3 separate regions of the Homo sapiens genome follow, and regions 1 and 2 are each linked to region 3. The links are chromatin loops, found by intact Hi-C in ENCODE. Cell type or tissue: heart right ventricle. All regions are shown on one strand. Region 1 overlaps PITPNC1 (phosphatidylinositol transfer protein cytoplasmic 1). Region 2 overlaps PITPNC1 (phosphatidylinositol transfer protein cytoplasmic 1). Region 3 overlaps PITPNC1 (phosphatidylinositol transfer protein cytoplasmic 1).

Region 1 (2,500 bases), 68 kb after region 3:
TTTTCTTCCACTAATAGATGTTTTATGCCCCATCTCTCATTCTGTGACCTCCATGTCTATTAGGCAAGCGTATTTGGGAAACACACTTCTCAGTTTGGTATTGGACTCATCTACTCCCAGACAGAGAAACTTGGGAAACAGCCAAAGGGCTTATCTGTGAGCACAGCCCCTAAGGTTAATTGCCACCCAAAAGATCTACAAATGTAAGCACCTAAGCAGAAGATGCCCAGAGGTAGAACAAGAAATCCCAATAGTCCCATTAGACAGTATACCCCAGCATTTCTGCTTCTTTAATAATTCTGTTACTAAAGTAGCCAGGTGTGGTGGCTCATGCCTGTAATACCAGCCCTTTGGGAGGCTGAGGCAGGTGGATCACTTGAGGTCAGGAGTTCGAGACCAGCCTGGCCAACCTGGTGAAACCCTGTCTCTGCTAAAAATACAAAAAAATTAGCCGGGTGTGGTGGCACGTGCCTATAATCCCAGCTACTCAGGAGGCTGAGGCAGGGAGAATTGCTTGAACCCAGGAGGCAGAGGTTGCAGTGAGCCAAGATCGTGCTGCTGCACTCCAGCCTGGGTGACAGAGCAAGACTCCATCTCAAAAAAAAAAAAAAAAAAAGGAAATAATAAGAATAATTCTGTTACCAAATAATTGTTAACAGCCTCGGGATGCAGATTTCAATTGTAAACCTACTTTGGCTAAACATGTTCATTTTGGTTTTTTGTTGTTGTTGCTGCTGCTGTTGTTTTGAGACGGAGTCTCACTCTGTCGCCAGGCTGGAGTACAGTGGCACAATCTCAGCTCACTGCAACCTCTGCCTCCCGGGTTCAAGTGATTATCCTGCCTCAGCCTCCCGAGTAGCTGGGACTACTGGGAGGTGCGCACGCCACCATGCCCAGCTAATTTTTGTATTTTTAGTAGAGATGGAGTTTCACCATGTTGGCAGGGATGGTCTCGATCTCTTGACCTCCTGATCTATCTGCCTCGGCCTCCCAAAGTGCTGGGATTACAGACATGACCCACCGTGCCCGGCCGGCATGTTCATTTTGTAGCAGAATCCCACTTGGTGAAGAGTCATATTTTCTCAGGGTTTCTAACATGACTCTGTCCCTCATGGGAGAAAAAAATGGGAAATGCAATGTTGAGCATTGCCCTTTGTAGCTGCTCTCATTTTCATAAGAATAAATACTACCCAAATTGTCTCTACATTCCAGATAGGCTGGTTATCTGTTTATTTTTCCACTTAAAAACTGATAAGAGTAGCTTGCCAAAATTATTTTGGAGTCACTGGAATTTAACCTTAATGCACTGAGCTTTTTGTTACTTAGATGGATTTGTCTATTGAGATTGGGGGCCAGTTAACAATAAAAAGTTTAATTCTGGAATTTAGGTCCAAGAACTAGACTGCCAGTCTCTTGAACCCTCATAACTCAGGCTCACGGTAATGGCAGACTCTGGCACAAACATGAGAGCCCTGGGTGTTTTCTTGAACAGAGAAGCATGCCACTCCTTTCCCGTGCTCCAGAACCCAGCCAGCCAGCCAGGAGCCAGAATGAAATGTGATACGTAGAAATCAAGCTCCAGGATCTCCTGTTTTCCTCCTGTGTCCTGATTATTGCACAGGAAAGCAATTGCAGCTCCCAAAGTAAATGTTTTCCAGCCTCAGCTTTGTGTCTATCTAAGGCAGTGTCTTCCTTGGTTTCCCACAGCATCCCTTTTTGTGTGTGGCTTTTTAAGGTAAAAAGACTTCCTCTTACTAGGGCCACTATCATAGTATTATTTTGTTTTGTTTTGTTTTTTTGAGATGGAGTCTCAATCTGTTGCCCAGGCTGGAGTGCAGTGACATGATCTCGGCTCACTGCAACCTCCACCTCCCAGGTTCAAGCAATTCTTGTGCCTGAGCCTCCTGAGTAGCTGAGGCACAGGTGCATGCCACCACACCAGGCTAACTTTTGTATTATTAGTAGAGACGGGGTTTCACCATGTTAGCCAGGCCAGTCTCGAACTCCTAACCTTAAGTGATTTGCCTGCCTCGGCCTCCCAAAGTACTGGGTTTACAGTCGTGAGCCACCATGCCCGGCTTCATAGTGTGTTTTCCACTCACAAAGCATATTTAATAAGGCAGAGTTGTCAGTTAAAAAGAGAATAATACAAAATAAAAATAAGGCTGGGCGTGGTTCACACCTGTAATCCCAGCACTTTGAGAGGCCGAGGCAGGCAGATCACTTGAGGTCAGGAGTAGTTCGAGACCAGCCTGGCCAACATGGTGAACTCTCATCTCTACTAAAAATACAAAAATTAGCTGGGCGTGGTGACAGGTGACTGTAGTCCCAGCTACTCCAGAGGCCGAGGCAGGAGAATCACTTGAACCCAGGAAGTAGAGGTTGCAGTGAGCCTAGGTCGCGCCACTGCACTACAGCCTGGGGGACAGAGCAAGACTCTGTCTCCAAAATAATAATAATAATAATAATAATAATAATTTAAAAGGCCATATTTATATTG
Region 2 (2,500 bases), 56 kb before region 3:
GACCAGCCTGGCCAACAAGGTGAAACCCTAGCTCTACTAAAAATACAAAAATTAACCAGGTGTGGTGGCATGCCTGTAGTCCCAGCTACTCTGGAGGCTGAGGCATGAGAATTGCTTGAACCCAGGAGGTGGAGGTTGCAGCGAGCTGAGATTGCATCACTGCATTCCAGCCTGGGTGACAGAGCAAGACTCTGTCTCAAAATAAATAACATAAAATATGGGTCTCTCTATCCATTTATTCATTTATTTTTATTTTTTTACCAAAATATATAAGCTGCTGCCCATGCTATGTTTGAAAGATGGCTCCTTATCTAGTAATAGCTGGTCAAGTTACTTGACTATGTGAATATTAGACTGTATACATAGTCTATACATATATATATACACACACATACACAGACGGAGAGACAGAAACACCTGCTGGGCATCACACACCGTTCTAGGTGCTGGGGTTGCAATAGTGAACAGAGCAAACATCCCTGCCCTGGTGGGACTTGCATTCCACTCGGGAGTGACAGTGCACAATAGCCATAATAAAGAACAGTATATTGGCCAGGTGCGGTGGCTCACCCCTATAATCCCAGCACTTTGGGAGCCCGAGGTGGGTGGATCAAGACCATCCTGGCTAACATGATGAAACGCCATCTCTAGGAAAAATACAAAAAATTAACCGGGAGTGGTGTCCCGCGCCTGTAGTCCCAGCTACTCGGGAGGCTGAGGCAGGAGAATCACTTGAACCTGGGAGGTGGAGGTCATGCCACTGCACTCCAGCCTGGGTGACAAAGTGAGACTCCATCTCAAAAACAAAAACAAAAACAAAAACAAAAACAAAACAGTATATCGTCTAGAATATATACTTTTATATAGTCTGTATACTTATGTATATTACATATTATTTATATAGGGAGACTATATATGTATATATATATATATATATATTTAGAAGGTGATAAGTGTTATGGAAAATAATAGAGCACATGGGGTGCTTCCTTCCAACCTTTCAGTCCATGCTATCCTATTCTGTCCCCATCTGAGTACTTAAGGACTTGTGAGGGACTCTCATGCTACCGGGCCCCTCTTCCCTGTGCTCCTGTAGGAACTCATAGAAACAGAATGTTTAGGCCTGGTTGGGATCTCAGAGGTTTTCCAGGAGGCTTTCCACCTGGGTTCTGCCTCACTGCTGATGGATGATGGTGTGTCCTGTGTCGCCTTGCCAGGGGCTTCTCAGCACACTGTCCACATAACCCTGATGCTGTCCAAGCTGAGCCTTCCAGGAACCTGCAGGAGGCAGGCTCCTTTTCCCAGAATCCTGACACAAACTGTCTTGTTAAGCAGGGAGGTCGGGGGTGGGGCCCGTGAGTCCAAGTTCAAGGAACTTGGTTTCTGGCCAGTCCCTGCCGGGGAGGCCCCGGCAGCCTTGCCTCCCACAGCTGATAACTCTGGTCCCGAAACTGCTCACTTCCCTACTGCCATATAAACAATTACATTAAGAGCACAAGTAAAAGACCAGCCAGAACAATCACTTAGAAGAGTAACTAAATGAATCAGAGCAGCTGGAGAAGATATTTTAAGACCCCAGAAATCACTGCACATAGAACTGGATGGGGGCAATTGATTATGAATCAAACAGATGTCAATTGCCAGTTTTAGTACAAGAAGGAAACAAAAGGTCAGTATATTCCTCCTGGACTATCTTGTGAGAAATGAGGATATGAAGGTAGCAGAGTTCTATTTAAAATGAGCTGCAGTCATTTCAGCATAATCTCAGTGCAGAACATGGCAGGTTTTAGGTACGCTGTTGAGAAGAAAATTCCAGGACTGTCTTTTCTGCTGGGAATGTTCAAGTTCTGGTAAAGGCCAGGTGCACTGGCTCATGCCTGTAATCCCAGCATTTCAGGAGGCCGAGATGGGAGGATTGCTTGAGCCCAGGAGTTTGATTCCAGTCTGGGCAACATAGTGAGACCCCATCTCTACCAGAAAATTTAAAAATTAGCTGGGTGTGGTGGTGCATGCCTTTAGTCGCAACTACCAGGGAGGCCAAGGCAGGAGGATCACTTAAGCCCAGGAAGTCAAGGCTGCAGTGAGATACGATCATGCCACTGTACTCCAGCCTGGGCAACAGAGCGAGACCCTGTCTCAAAAGAGAAAAAGAACAAAATAAAATTTCTAGTTAAGACCACCGTAATTCTGACCCCTGTTGAGAAAATGAAATTAGACTCTATTTAGACACGTTTGGCCTAATGATGTTCAAAACCTCCTGGAGCCAAAGCCCAAGTGAGCATACATTGCAATGTGAGATCAGGTACCAGGGGGAGTTTTGAATTTTGTGATCATAGGGATCGTAAAGTACCAGAAGCTTCTAATGGAGGGATGATTTAGGTTCTGCTCCAGAAGCTCTTTATGAAGTAGGTAAACACCCATAACCTGAGACCAGTTCAGATTATGCCTGCCCCTGAACCTTCTTATTAAATCAGTTGTGATTTCGGGAACCTTGGGGAAT
Region 3 (2,500 bases):
CAGGGCAGGCAAGGAGGGGGAGAAGGGGCAGAGAGTGACGAGCACACGCAGAAGGTCTCTAGTTTCCAGTAATATGGGAAGAAAGGTCATCTCCTGTAAAGGAAGGGGTCAGGAAAGAGGGGGCTGAAGGAGGGTAATAAAGGTCAAAGATAACCTTTATGGGAAATGGATGAGAAGCGTCAAAGGATTGCTTGAAAGTCTTGGCAGTGTGGTGATTTGGGAAATGTTGAATGAGTGGTACCATCAGCCTACATAATTGTGGCGTTTTCCCAGCTGTGCTTTGCAGCCTGCGTGTAGGAGCACAGGAAATGGTTGAATTGATTCAGGATTTGTCTTCAGGGTAGGTTCAGCAAAGTATGGAAAAATTGAGCAAGTGAAGGTCAAAATGAGCTTTGGAGTCCAGTGAAGACTCTTGGGAATTGGAGAGCTTGGTGAGGTCAAGGAGAAAGTGTCCTGGGAGTGAGAGTAAGAGAATACAGGTTGGGGTTGGAGCAAAAGTAACTAGAGCTTTCAGATTTCAGAAGTGGAATAATTCCAGGAGATTCAAGACCCCAGTGGAGCTTGAAGGGAAGTGGTTAGAGGTGGAATGGAGGTGAAGGTCGTTGGAGGAGAAGGAAAGGAAAAGGAATGAGGAGGCTGGGCCTATAGTGTTGATGGGCTGCCCATGTGGACACTGAAATCATAAAGATGTGGATATAAAGTAGGGTAAAGTGGAATCCTGGGCATGGTCCAGAGAGTTCATGAAGCCAGGGGTCAGGTGGTCTGTAAATAACAGCAGTCATCATCAATCACCAATGAGGCGTGTGGCTAGAAAGCAGGGGCCTGGAGGAGGAGGGCCCTGGAAAAGTGCCACTCATTCTACAAGTGACCACTAACCTTGGGAATTTTTTTTTGGTGGTTGGGGGGATGGATCTTGCTCTGTCGCCCAGGTTAGAGTGCAGTGGTACAACCTTGGTTCACTGCAACCTCGACCTCCTGGACTCAGGTGATCCTCCTACCTCAGTCTCCCAAGTAGCTGGAACTACAGGTGCATACCACCATGCCCAGCTAATTTTGATATTTTTTTTTTGTAGAGATGGGGTTTTGCCATGTTTCCCAGGCTGGTCTCCAACTCCTGGGCTCAAGTGATCCTCTTGCCTCACCCTCCCGTAGTGCTGGGATTACAAGCATGAGCTACCACACCAGGCCCCTGGGTCACCTCTTACACCAGAGCCAGTGGGTTCATTTGATCAATCTGAGCAGTACTCACAGGATTCAATTGTCTTCTCACACCTTTTCCCCAGGTTTCAAAGTCAGAGCCACTTGCTGACTTGAGTGATTATGGCAGGGCCCCATCTAATGGCCTTTTTGCAAAGTACAGCTGGAGCAAGCAGGCTCGCCTGTGCCCCTTTTCTCATCAAAAGCAAGGCAAAGAGGGTATAGATTAGACTAGCAGGCCCCGGCTAGGAAGTAACATCTTCAAGAGTAAGAAGTAATCATGATGGCAGCCATGTGGATATTGACTCATAATAATGGTGATGGTCAGACGGATATTGGCAGGAATATTTACATGAGCCCAGCATCTTGCCAACCTGTCTTTAGATAGCCACAGTCTCATGAAATCTTCACAGATATTAATATCCCCATTTTACAACTGACACTGAGGCTTAGTGAGAGCCAGCGGTCTGCACAGCCTCACAGCTAGCAAGTGTCAGATCTAGGACTCAATTCTAGGTTAGTTTAGCCTTGGAGCACGTGCTCTCATGTAACTAATCTGCTGTCTTTGGCTCTAAAAATGAAATAAGACTGTAGGTAGAGCCAGGCGCGGTGGCTCACACCTGTAATCCCAACACTTTGGGAGGCTGAGGCGGACGAATCATTTGAGGTCAGGAGTTTGAGACCAGCCTGGCCAACAAGGTGAAACCCTGTCTCTACTAAAAATACAAAAATTAGCTGGGCTTGGTGGTGCATGCTTGTAATCCCAGCTGCTTGGGAGGCTGAGGCAGGAGAATCACTTGAACCAGGGAGGCAGAGGCTGCAGTAAGCCAAGATCCAAGATGGTGCCACTGCTCCAACCTGGGCAACAGAACGAGACTCTGTCTCATAGATTTAAAAAAAAAAAAAAAACTGTACATGGAGTCAGCTGCTCTAAAGTCTGGTTGAAAGTTTAAATTTTCACAGTGAGGAAAGGGAAATAAGTCACTCCCATCTTAAAGAAGCATTGTCAAAGGAATATTTTTCTCCTTCCAAGTTTTACAGGGAGGCAAATATTCTGAAAGGAATTATCGTGGTAATAACATCCCTTACCTGATTTTTTTCAAAAACTTTTATTACTAGGAATTTTCTCAGATGTAATGCCATATAATGGGTGTTTATCAACTGGAATAGTGAGGGAAAATGGCTTTCCAGCCATGTGTCTAGTTTTTACACATCTTCAGACATGGATGGAAGGCAGAGCTGGGTTGCCTCAATTCTGGGTCAAGTCAGCTTCCCCTGGATTAGAAGGGGAGGCTGGTAGGCT

Evidence for each region. Hi-C counts contacts between places; a loop is a spot of excess contacts. Peaks named below come from ENCODE experiments on the same cell type or tissue, not always from the same donor. Only the 100,000 strongest peaks of a DNase experiment are listed, where the experiment ranks them.
Region 1: it touches region 3 in a loop (2.9-fold over the local background); 3 of 110 quality-filtered maps call a loop at or near these places.
Region 2: it touches region 3 in a loop (1.9-fold over the local background); 5 of 110 quality-filtered maps call a loop at or near these places.

The regions. Positions count from the first base shown.
Region 1 is chr17:67,670,154-67,672,653 of GRCh38, forward strand. The region is part of intron 7 of PITPNC1 (phosphatidylinositol transfer protein cytoplasmic 1); the gene reads left to right. Among named protein-coding and RNA genes, the nearest start is that of NOL11, 47 kb to the right of the region's middle. In heart right ventricle, no CTCF peak of the experiment used is centred here; a DNase peak (open chromatin) is centred at 1,536; H3K27ac peaks cover 663 bases.
Region 2 is chr17:67,545,378-67,547,877 of GRCh38, forward strand. The region is part of intron 2 of PITPNC1 (phosphatidylinositol transfer protein cytoplasmic 1); the gene reads left to right. Among named protein-coding and RNA genes, the nearest start is that of MIR548D2, 75 kb to the left of the region's middle. In heart right ventricle, a CTCF peak has its summit at 1,308; a DNase peak (open chromatin) is centred at 1,324; H3K27ac peaks cover 2,014 bases.
Region 3 is chr17:67,601,853-67,604,352 of GRCh38, forward strand. All of the region lies in intron 5 of PITPNC1 (phosphatidylinositol transfer protein cytoplasmic 1), which reads left to right. Among named protein-coding and RNA genes, the nearest start is that of NOL11, 110 kb to the right of the region's middle. RefSeq lists an enhancer at 1,029-1,538. In heart right ventricle, a CTCF peak has its summit at 1,350; no DNase peak of the experiment used is centred here; H3K27ac peaks cover 505 bases.